Regions from separate parts of the Homo sapiens genome. Here all the other regions are linked to region 2. Evidence: chromatin contacts called from ENCODE Hi-C or POLR2A ChIA-PET data. All regions are on one chromosome and are shown on one strand. Each heading gives the region's core, a stretch centred on a gene start or an enhancer-like site at or near the end of the contact. The rest is flanking DNA. Distances are from core to core; before and after follow the strand shown.

Region 1 (2,729 bases), core at 213-2,712, 68 kb after region 2:
TCAATGTTTGGTGACTTAAAGGTCTAGAGACAGGAAATCATGACTCTGATTCTCTCATTCACTCATCTGACAAATATTTATTGAATACTGAAATGGACATGTATCAGTTTTATTTTTGACCATGTAGCATGTGAACTCCCTTTCTATGTTTAGAAAATCTGCCACTGTATGTATCTTATAAAAAAGGCTGGATGTCCGAACCAATCATGAAAGCAGAAAAAGACCAGATATTTGGCCAGGCACGGTGGCTCACACCTGTAATCCCAGCACTTTGGGAGGCCAAGGCAGGCAGACCATGACGTCAGGAGTTTGAGACCAGCCTGACCAATATGGTGAAACCCTGTCTCTACTAAAAATACAAAAATTAGCTGGGCATGGTGGCACCCGCCTGTAATCCCAGCTACTCAGGAGGCTGAGGCAGGAGAATCGCTTGAACCTGGGAGGCGGAGGTTGCAGTGGGCCGAGATCGAGCCACTGCACTCCAGCCTGGGCAACAAAATGAGACTCCGTCTCAAAAAAAAAAAAAAAAAAAAAAAAAAAAAAGACCTGATATTTGCTCTCCCTATTTAGGGACCAAGCACACAGATTGGTCAATTATATGCACTCATGCAGAATTTGAATCTAGAGCTAAAGTAGCAAAAACAGTTTAAGATTCATTCTCAGGGCTGTTTCCACCATGTGAGGATACACGAAGTCAGCAGTCTGCCACCCAAAAGTGGACCCTCACCAGAACCTGACCTTGCTGGCACCCTGATCTCGGACCTCCAACCTTGAGAACCATGGGAAATCAATTTCTATTGTTTCTAAGCAAAAAAAAAAAAAAAAAAAAAAAAAATCATTCTTAGAGCAGTGATATACAGCACCCAGTGGCAATGCTCCAGCAATGGCATCCAGTGGCATCAACGGTGTGTTCAACAGGAAAAGGATATGGCATAACTTTGGCTATGGTCTAGCCCTGAGGTTTGTTTCATATTTGTTCTCTGAGTCTGGTTCTCTAGTCTTCTAGTCATTTCTGTAAGCCAACCAATATGCTTCCAATAAATTCCTTTTCTTTTGGTTCAGCTAACCAGAATTAATTTCTGTAATTTGCAACCAAGAATCCTAAAATGGTACCTCTACCATGTGGTCTGAAGAACCAGGCACTAAAACACAAAGACAAATGAGACATGACCCTGCCTTACAGCGGTTTAATAGAGAAGGCAGACAAGAAAACAAGCAATATAATACATGATAAGTCTATAACAGGAGTAATCACAGGAAGCACAAGAAGGACACACAGCTTAGGCTTGAGGAGTCAAAAAAGAACGACACCATCTAAATTCTGAAATATCAGTAGGTGATAGAGGAGAGATGGAAGGGGATTCCACATGAAAGGAGGAACAAGCACAATGGATATCACCTTTTCTTTACTCATCATTTCCTTCCTGGACAGTATCAAAAGTATATTTGAATATACCTCAATAAAGTTAGAGGGAAACATATTTGAAAGATAACAGTGACAAAAGGAAGACTGGTCACTTTTGTCGCTTTTATCACAAACCTCATGCTTCAAACATACACACACCACTGCTGCCGCCTCCACAAATCTGGCCAAAACTACTTTCCTTCTCTCCTTCTCATCTCAGTCACTTCACAGAACAGTCAACCTGGGCTTTTTAGGGGTTTTTTTGTTTGTTTGTTTTTGGTTGGTTGATTATTTTTAATGGGGTGGAGGAGGAATCATGAATGAGTGGATAAAGGAATTGAAAAGAGAAGTAAAGGTGTTAATCAACTGTCATCAGGGTAGTGAAGCACAAGGCATTCTGCCAACTGCCTACACTGGTTTTGCTTAACAGTAGGTACAATTTTATGAAGAAAAATACTGATATAAAATGTTTTATTGGCTGGGTGTGGTGGCTCATGCCTGTAATCCCAGCACTTTGGAGGCCGAGGTTGGTGGATCACTTGAGGTCACGAGTTCGAGACCAGCTTGGCCAACATGGTGAAACCCTGTCTCTACTAAAAATAAAAAAATTGGCCAGGCACGGTGGCTCACGCCTGTAATCCCAGCACTTTGGGAGGCCAAGGAGGGTGGCTCACCTGAGGTGGGGAGTTTGAGACCAGCCTGACCAACATGGAGAAACCCAGTCTCTACTAAAAATACAAAATTAGCCAGGTGTGGTGGCGCATGCCTGTAATCTCAGCTACTCAGAAGGCTGAGGCAGGAGAATAGCTTGAACCCAGGAGGTGGAGGTTGCGGTGAGCCCAGATTGAGCCACTGCACTCCAGCCTGGGCAACAAGAGTGAAACTCCATCTCAAAAAAATTAAAATAAAAAATAAAAAAGTTAGCCAGGCATGGTGGTGTGCACCTGTAATCCCAGCTACTTGGGAGGCTGAGGCAGGAGAATCGTTTGAACCTGGGAGGCAGAGGTTGCTGAGTGAGCTGAGATCGTGCCACTGCACTCCAGCCTGGGCAACAAAGTGAGACCCTGTCTCAAAAAAATAAAATAAAAATAAAAATAAGATGTTTTATAAAATAACATATATATGCTATTTTCTCTAAAATTATAAAATTTCAGAATGACATTGATTTTAGAGATTATGTTTTAAAATTACATAGGCTTATACAATGTATTATTTTTGCTTTTTTTAAAAAAAAATTTTGTGGATACTTAACAGTTTTACAAATGTTTACTTTTTTTTTTTTTTTTTTTGAGAGACAAGGTTTCACTCTGTTACCCAGGCTGGA
Region 2 (2,700 bases), core at 102-2,601:
CAGTGGCACGATCTCGGCTCACTGCAACCTCCACCTCCCCGGTTCAAGAAATTGTCCTGCCTCGGCCTCCCAAGCAGCTGGGATTACAGGCACCTGCAACCATGCCTAGCTAATTTTTGTATTTTTAGCAGAGACAGGGTTTTCACCATGTTGGCCAGGTTGGTCTCGAACTCCTGACCTCAAGTGATCCGCCCACCTCAGCCTCCCAAAGTGCTGGGATTACAGGCATAAGCCACCGCGTCTGGCCAAATTTTCTTAGAGTTAAAGGACTAAATCTAAAAATAAAATTTAAATTAAAAAGTTAAAACCAAACCACAGAAACACAAAACTCGAAGTGACACATACCAAAAGACAAATAAGCATAAAGTACAAAAGAGATTAAAAAATGAGAACTTGTTTAGAAAGACAAAGAGAGGAAGAGAGAAATTAAGAGAAATATTTTAAATATCTTTGACAGAAGACATTTAAAAAGTGATACAAACATCATCATCACTGGATGAAAAGAGTAGAAATCAAGTGGTCTCTGATTAATCAACATTCATAAACATCTATCACACCACTTTTTCATCTGTAAAAGGAAGAATTTAATCCAAGTCATAAACAAAGATGTCATTGAAAAATCCTTTTTCAATGAAAATAACAAACCATGATTCAATGGGTGATAGATGTGAAATGGTTTTTAGAATCTTTAAACAAAGTAAGAAAATATTATTGGAGAATTAAGAAATCTTTTAAACTCTAAAAGAAACTACAATTTTAAGTAAAAATAAATGCATATTGGGAACTAAATAATGCATTCACCTCTATCATAGCCCTTATTTTACTGTGCTCAGGACTTTTCTCTCTTCTTCACTAGACTTGAAGGCAGGGACAATATATCGTTTAAGTCTGTATACTTAGCACAGTGTCTAACCAAATTCCCTAAATTAACAATGATCAATTCTAATAATTCTGAATTTCCATGACTTAAAACTCATGAAAAAAATTAGTAACTTAAAAAATTATATCGTACAAATCAAGGCCACGAAGATTGGCTCTAAATTAGATTTAATCTTTTTGTAAACCAAGGCTATATTAATCAATCTGTGTATGAGATGAAAAGAGGAATTGAAAGTGAGGAAACCAGCTTTAACGAAAAAAAAATCAAAATTCTAGTGCTGCATTTGGTGTGGGGAGTCTAACTGAATGTAATCAACATTTACAAGGAGAGATACTTATGCAGACATCATTAGAGAGCTTCCCAAGTCTATATTATGCAAAATTATATATGTTTTCTTTTTATACCTCAAAGCTTAATAATGGATGTGGGATAAGCTTGCTTACCACCTAAAAATTAGGGATCTGTAAAGTTTGGATTTTTGAAAATACCACAGTCCTTAGAAAGCTACGTCACAGATGATGGATTGCTTCTCTCTTTCAATCTCAAACATTCTGCCTCTTGAATACCTGTACTGTAAAGGGGGTTCTTCACCATTGGGTAGGTGGGGGATCTCAGGTGGTGTTACAAAAACAGTGTGTTCACTTTTGAAAGATTCATCCAGTTCTATAAGTCGTACTTCACCGCTCTTGTCCATATCCACCTAAAGGAGTTTTAAAAACATATATTAAAAAAGCCACATTGGTTAGCCAAGTGTTCATATAAAGGGAAGTGGTTAAATAAACCATCTGCACAATGGATACTAAACAGCTATTAAAAAAGAAGAGTGAGCAAGTTCTCTATGAGTGCCAAAATAATTAAGTGAAAATAGCAAAGTGCAAACTGTAAATAGTATATTACCTTTTGAATAAGAAAAGGGGAAAATAACACACACACACACACACACACACACACACACACACACACACACACACATATATATATATATTTTTTTTTGAGACAGTCTTGCTCTATCGCCAGGATGGAGTGCAGTGGCACGATCTCAGCTCACTGCAACCTCTGCCTCCCGGTTCAAGTGATTCTCCTGCCTCAGCCTCCCAAGTAGCTGGGACTACAGGCGTGTGCCACCATGCCCAGCTAATTTTTGTATTTTTAGTAGAGACGGGGTTTCACCATGTTGGCCAGGACGGTCTCGATCTCTTGACCTTGTGATCTGCCCGCCTTGGCCTCCCAAAGTGCTGGGATTACAGGCGTGAGCCACAGCGCCCGGCCTTTCATTTTTGCTTATATTTACATAAAGAAATACTAGAAGGATACTAAGAAAAGTACCTATATGAGGAAGAGGAAAGGAATAGGGTAGACAAGGATGGAATAGGACCCAGATGAATACATACCTTTTTATATTTGAATATACCTTTTTATATGCAAATGTTTTGCATTTGAATCATGAGACTGTAATCAAGAAATAATATTTTTTAAATCCACGTACATGTGTGTCTGTGTGATAAGAATAGTGAATTCTATATATTTTTAAAATTTATACTAAATATAACAAATTTCCCTAAGCTCTTTCAGCATATGTAGACGTATATTTGAGTTAAACTCTAGTCACATCAATATCGAAAGCACTTTGGTAGTACTATTTCCACTAGATACTCGATAGCAAGGTAATATCCAGAAAAAATGAAAACTTCATAGAACCTAAACTGCCCCACAAGAGCTCATAAACTAAAAAGAATAATATTGATATTAATAAAAAAGGATGTTATACATATGACAAAACACATTTCACAGAACTTTATTAGGTTAGAAATATCACATAC
Region 3 (2,874 bases), core at 121-2,620, 120 kb after region 2:
AGCCTCCCGAGTAGCTGAGACTACAGGTGTGTGCCACCATGCCTGGCTAATTTTTGTATTTTTAGTAGAGATGGGTTTTTACCATGTGATATAGTTAGGCTTTGTGTCCCTACCCAAATCTCATCTTGAATTGTAATCCCCATAATCCCCATGTGTCAAGGGAGAGACCAGGTGGAGGTTAATTGAATCATGGGGGCAGTTTCCCACCTGCTATTCTCGTGATAGTGAGTTCTCACGAGATCTGATGGTTTTATAAGGGGCTCTTCCCCCGTCACTCAGCACTTCTCCTTCTGCCGCCACATGAAGAAGGTGCCTTGCTTATCCTTTGCCTTATGCCATGATTGTAAGTTTCCTGAGGCCTCCCCAGCCATGCTGAACTGTGAGTCAATTAAACCTCTTTCCTTTATAAATTACCCAGTCTTGGGCAGTTCTTTATAGCAGTATGAAAACAGACTAATACACCATGTTGCTCAGGCTGGTCCTGAACTCCTGGGCTCAAGCAATTCACTCATCTTGGCCTCCCAGAGTGCTGGGATTGTAGGCATGAGCCACTGCTCCTGGCTGAAATCCTTTTTCTTTTGGGATCCTGACAGACACAGCATTAAAGAGTACTTTTGAAATACATTTTAAAATACATTCTTGATAGATACTGTCAAATTGTATTGCAGAAAGGTCATATCAGTTTACACTCCCATTAGTAGAGTATGAAAGCCTGATGAGATGGGCTCTTGAGGTTGCAATAAACTTTTGAAGGCACTCAGTTTCCTGTTTGTTATCTAGTGCCTTCCGCTCTGATGTCACTCATATACAGAAGGTTCGGCATGGGCCATCTAAAGAAAAGTCATTCATGACACAGGTGAAAATATTGAGATAAGCAGTATTATATTATTTACAAACCTGAAATTCTAAGTGCAAGAAGAGACCCTGGATTGTGTTGTGAAAACAAGTCTTTTTGATTGATGTATAGGGAAGAACACATTCTGGCTGGGCATACAAATAGTGTGGTGTGGCTAGGGAATGTCAGCTCACATGCAGGTTACAGCATAAACATTAACCTAGGAAACCAATGGGGATGCAGTGCTGTTACCCTTAAGGTCTTAGTACTCATGTTGTGGAAGAATTCCTACTTCATCTTCCTAGTCCTGACTTTAAGAGAACAGTTTTTAGGTACATGGATTATGAGAAGCAGAAAGAATCCACAAAGACATCTTTGTGGACATTCCCTGCTTCTACTCAAATGAGAGGTAACCACTGGCATTTTAATCAATGATTGCTAGGACGGGGCTGAGATTTTAGCTAAGTGATTCCCATGTTTATCCTATAGCTGACTGGTAACACAGGTAGAAACATTGTGCTTTTCCATTTTCTTACAAAATAACGAGACACCTAGTGGGCACAACATGAAAATACCGTCATGGGAGTTGGTGAATTCAGTCAATACCCAGGTGAATGATATTTAGTAACTGCTCCAATGTTTAATTCTACAAAAGTAGTTTGGGCCAGGCATGGAGGCTCATGCCTGTAATTCCAGCACTTTAGGAGGCTTAGGCTGGTGGATTGCCTGAGCTCAGGAATTCAAGGCCAGCCTAGGCAACATGACGAAACCCTGTCTCTATAAAAAATGCAAAAATGTGTTGGGCGTGGTGACTTGCGCCTGTAGTCCCAACTACCTGGGAGGCTGAGGTGGGAGGATCACCTGAGCCTGGGGAAGTTGAGGCTGCAGTGAGCCTAGATCACACCACTGCACTCCAGTCTGGGTGACAAAGCGAGACCTAGTCCTCTTAGAGAAATACCCAGGTCCAGAAATCAGACCAACCATTGACTCATACTGGATAATTAAAATATACTTATTGTCATATATTTTAAAGCACTCATAGTTTTCAAAGTTCTTTCAACACAAAGTTTCTTTCCATAACACTAAGAACATACAATAGTCTCCCCCACTGGGCTGTGGGCTCCCTTAGAAAAGGGGCCACACCAGTTTCCTCCCAGCACAAGCCTAGTGTGTAGTACATAAAGAATACATAAAGAATAGGGGCTTTGGTAGCCCCTATTTGGTAGTTTGATGACTGAACTACCCTAGCAAGTGGGATAATTTCTGTTTTTTTTCTAGGTGAGAAAACAAAAAATCAGGCCGGGCACAGTGGCTCATGCCTGTAATCTCAGCACTTTGGGAATCTGAGGTCGATGGATCACTTGAGGCCGGAAGTTCGAGACCAGCCTGGCCAAGAGAGCGAAACCTCGTCTCTACTAAAAATATAAAAATTAGCCAGGCATGGTGATGCATGCCTGTAATGCTAGCTACTCAAGAGGCTGAGACATGAGAATCACTTGAACCTGGGAGGCAGAGGTTGCAGTGAGCCAAGATTGCGCCACTGCACTCCAGCCTGGGCCACAGAGCGAGACTCTGTCTCAAAAAACAAAACCAAAAAACAAAGAGTAGAGAGAGTTGTCCTCCAGTTAAATAAGTATAAAAGCCAACCATGAACCACACCCTATATACCTTGACCTTTGCCCATGCCCAAACAGACCTTTTGGGAAAGCCTCCTTGCTGACATAAATGCCTACTGGCCTTCCCCTCTGTTTTGAGTTACCAGCATCCATCTTTATTCCATCACCAGGGACCCTTTTGGAAGGTCATAGTATCTAAGTCAGGAGTGATCAATCCACGAACCAAGTGAGGCCCCAGTGGGAGGCCTTCCTCAGAGGATCTTCCATGTTAGATCACCTGATATCATACTCTACTTTCATCTCATGATGGGGTTAATGCATTTCTATCCTCATAGATCACATGCTCAATTAAGTATCTGGAGAGTAGATGGAGTAATAACATACTTATGTTACCAAGGTTCAGCCAAGGGACTTATAAATCCC
Region 4 (3,021 bases), core at 311-2,810, 120 kb before region 2:
AAAGTTGGACCCTTACATCATACCATATACAAAAAACTAACTCAAAATGGATCAGAGACCTACATGTAAAAGCTAAAACTATAAAACTCTTAGAAAAAAACGGGCCAGGTGCAGTGGTGTGCCCCTGTAATCCTAGCTACTCAGGAGGATTGCTTGAGGCCAGAAGTTTGAGACCAGCCTGGGCAACGTAGTGAGATGTGTTTCTCAAGAGAAAAAGAGAAGAAGAAAAAGAAAACACAGCGGGTAAATCTTTATGACTTTGGATTTGGCAATGATCTCTTAGTTAAGACAGCACAAAGCACAAACAACAAAAGCAAGAGACAAAATTTGACTTCTTCAAAACCAAAAACTTTGTGTATCAAAGGACACTATAAAGAGAGTGAAAAGATAACTCACAAAATGGGAGAAGATATTTGCAAATCATGTATCTGCTAAGGATCATAATATCCAGAATATATAAAAAACCCAACAACAAAAAGACAAACCCAATTAAAAAATGGACAAAGAACTTGAGTATATACTTCTCCAAATAATATACACAAATGGCCAATAAGCACAGGAAAAGATGCACATTATTGGTCATCAAGGAAATGCAAAAACAAAGACATACCACTTCACACCTACTATGATAGCTATATGATAATAATAATAAAAGGAAAACAATGAGTATTGGTAGGAACGTGGAGAAACTAGAACACTTATACACTGCTAGCAGAAATGTAAAATGGTGTGGCTGCTGTGAGAGAGTGTGGCAATTCCTCAGTAAGTTAAAGAGAATTGCTGTCTGACCCAGCAATCCCATTCCCATTAAAATATATACCCAAGAGTATTGAAAACAAATGTTCAGACCAAAACTTATACATGAATGTTTGTAACAGCATTATCCACAATAGCCAAAAGGTAACCCTAATGTCCGTCAACTGAGGGATAATCAAAATGTGACATATACATATAGACATATGGAATATTAGCCATAAAAAGGAATGAAGTACTGATACATACTACAACATGAATAAACCTTGAAAACATCATGCTAAGTACAAGAAGTCAAACACAAAAGGCCACAAATTGTATGATTCTGTTTACATGAAATATCTAGAATAGGTAAGTCCATAGAGACAGAAAGAAAATCAATGGTTGCCAGGGCCCGGAAGAAGGAATGTGGAGTGACTTTCCTAATGGGCACAGGGTTTCCTTTTGGAGTGATTAAAATGTTCTGGAACTAGAGAGTGGTGATGGTACATTGTGAATGTACTAAATGGGACTGAATTGTGTACTTTAAAATGGTTGAAGGTACATTTTATGTATATTTTACCAGAATAAGAAAAATAAACCCAAGATAGTAGTGAAGATTCAAACAAAAAAAATTAAAAAAAATAATTTAAGAAAAGCTCAGCTATAACTGGTGGTGAAAGTGGTTCTAATATCCCTCTGACAAGGAAGCACTGGGGTCAGGGATATCAGGAAAATAGAAGACCCTGATTTTCCAACAAAGAGGCCCCTGACACTTTAGCCTTGGCAGGATGTGGTTCAGTCTCCATGGAAACGGGGCTCAGAGACTGTGCAGTCAACAGAAACTACTTTTGTTGTCCAAGTGGCCTGTCTCTTCTCATTTGGTTTAGGTTGAACTTACTGGAAGAACAAATGTAAATAAAGGTGCTCAAAGGAGAAAAAAGTTTCAATAAGTGATTTTTAAAAACAGGTATAAATGACTTTTTGCTGATGAAAGGAGAAATGTTCCTGAATACCATGCCTGAAAGCATCATTCCTTGATAATCATATTATCATATGTTCCTGAATACCATGCCTGAAAGCATCATTCCTTGATAATCATATTATCATAACTTCCTATGGAAGTGTTTTTGTGAAATGTAATGCTATGGCTTGAGTTCTACTGAAGGGATGGAAGAAATATAGTTATGAAGACTTTTACATCTTTTCCAAAACTGTTGTTAAAGCCAATACCCATTATGTTAGTCAATGCCTCACCATATAAAAAATTTCACACTAAAATTCAATGCCAGGAAAATATGTCTCTCTAGACAAACTGACAAATTTCCTTTCTTTAGACAAGAACAACTGACCTTGGTAACAGGAAGCTCAGAGCCAAAACACTCACATAAAGTTATTATTTTGCCTTGGGTTCCTGGCACAATTGTCTTCCTTCTTCCTCCTTCCTCTAGGATTCTTATTGCTCTAAATTTTGTAAAAAATGATTTTGCTATATACATGTTTTACTGTAGGGCATCTCAAATCCCTTTTGGAAATAATGACAAACATTAGAAGTAAATGAATTACTAAGTATCAAAGGAAAAGAAAATCAAATAAAATGCCTGCCTGCCTACCCAAATGTCTCCTGTCCCCAGTGGAAAGCAACATAAATGGTAATGTTACCTGCAGGCCGCTGGGTTTGATCCAGACAGTCACATTCTGGGCATAACTGCGTTTGTTTTTGGGCTGCAGGGGGAATGGACTCTTATTGTCATCCTCGCCATAAGGGTTTTCTTTAGCATCTTAAAAGAAAAGACATTCTTGAAATGACATCTGGTAAAACACAATCAGTTACATTTCCATTTAGACTAGAAGCTCTTTGAATCACTCAATCTTTGATATCCTATCACTTTGTTAATTAAGAAAATCCATTAACTTCAGTCAGGTTGGAGAACCTGTTCTCAATAGAAAGCCACTGATGTAGGAGGCCCATTTAAGTGAAAAACAGCTTAATGTTTTTAAAGAAACAAGCTTCACTTATCTGATTTATAAATTAAGGTCAAAGGATAAAACAAATACATATTTAAAAAATATATATATATATACATACACATAGACACACATATATATACTGCAATTCTATATAGTCTAACCCAGTGCTCTCCAACTGAACTTTCTGTATGATGGAAATGTTCTATATCTGTGCTGTCTAATGTGGTAGCTACTAACTACTAAGCACTTGCCCTGTGGCTAGTGTGACTGAGAAACTGAATTTCAAATTGTACTTAATTTTAATTAAATTTAATGTGG

Evidence for each region. Hi-C counts contacts between places; a loop is a spot of excess contacts on that map. ChIA-PET counts read pairs that join two places held with the same protein, here RNA polymerase II (POLR2A). Pooled maps may share reads with other maps.
Region 1: a loop to region 2 is called in a map of B cell, with 2.7 times the contacts of the local background. The contact joins two enhancer-like sites. A Hi-C loop is called at or near these places in 2 of 168 maps with a recorded cell type or tissue (B cell and spleen) and 5 of 50 pooled maps. POLR2A ChIA-PET finds 5 or more read pairs at or near these places in 11 of 52 experiments (A673, CD4-positive, alpha-beta T cell, GM10248 and 8 more).
Region 3: a map with no recorded cell type shows a loop between it and region 2 (2.6-fold over the local background). The contact joins two enhancer-like sites. A Hi-C loop is called at or near these places in 4 of 37 single-sample maps with no recorded cell type and 4 of 50 pooled maps. POLR2A ChIA-PET finds 5 or more read pairs at or near these places in 6 of 52 experiments (B cell, GM12878, PC-3 and 3 more).
Region 4: a pooled map shows a loop between it and region 2 (2.0-fold over the local background). The contact joins two enhancer-like sites. A Hi-C loop is called at or near these places in 1 of 168 maps with a recorded cell type or tissue (psoas muscle) and 2 of 50 pooled maps. POLR2A ChIA-PET finds 5 or more read pairs at or near these places in 2 of 52 experiments (OCI-LY7 and activated naive CD4-positive, alpha-beta T cell).

The regions. Positions count from the first base shown.
Region 1 is chr15:65,772,194-65,774,922 of GRCh38, forward strand. The region is part of intron 1 of DENND4A (DENN domain containing 4A); the gene reads right to left. Among named protein-coding and RNA genes, the nearest start is that of DENND4A, 19 kb to the right of the region's middle. RefSeq lists an enhancer at 1,797-1,946. Within about 2 kb of position 1,463, at least 4 of the 41 ENCODE cell types and tissues checked have a DNase peak (open chromatin) inside an H3K27ac peak, as active enhancers do; they include B cell and OCI-LY7, where a contact is called at or near this core.
Region 2 is chr15:65,704,645-65,707,344 of GRCh38, forward strand. It overlaps DENND4A (DENN domain containing 4A), which reads right to left. Exons shown (of 33, transcript NM_001320835.1): 15 at 1,447-1,580. Among named protein-coding and RNA genes, the nearest start is that of SNORD13E, 9.1 kb to the left of the region's middle. Within about 2 kb of position 1,352, at least 2 of the 41 ENCODE cell types and tissues checked have a DNase peak (open chromatin) inside an H3K27ac peak, as active enhancers do; they include B cell and OCI-LY7, where a contact is called at or near this core.
Region 3 is chr15:65,827,986-65,830,859 of GRCh38, forward strand. The region is part of intron 1 of LOC105370866 (a long non-coding RNA gene); the gene reads left to right. Among named protein-coding and RNA genes, the nearest start is that of DENND4A, 37 kb to the left of the region's middle. Within about 2 kb of position 1,371, at least 3 of the 41 ENCODE cell types and tissues checked have a DNase peak (open chromatin) inside an H3K27ac peak, as active enhancers do.
Region 4 is chr15:65,582,376-65,585,396 of GRCh38, forward strand. It overlaps INTS14 (integrator complex subunit 14), which reads right to left. Exons shown (of 12, transcript NM_001394796.1): 10 at 2,395-2,513. Among named protein-coding and RNA genes, the nearest start is that of INTS14, 27 kb to the right of the region's middle. Within about 2 kb of position 1,561, at least 8 of the 41 ENCODE cell types and tissues checked have a DNase peak (open chromatin) inside an H3K27ac peak, as active enhancers do; they include OCI-LY7, where a contact is called at or near this core.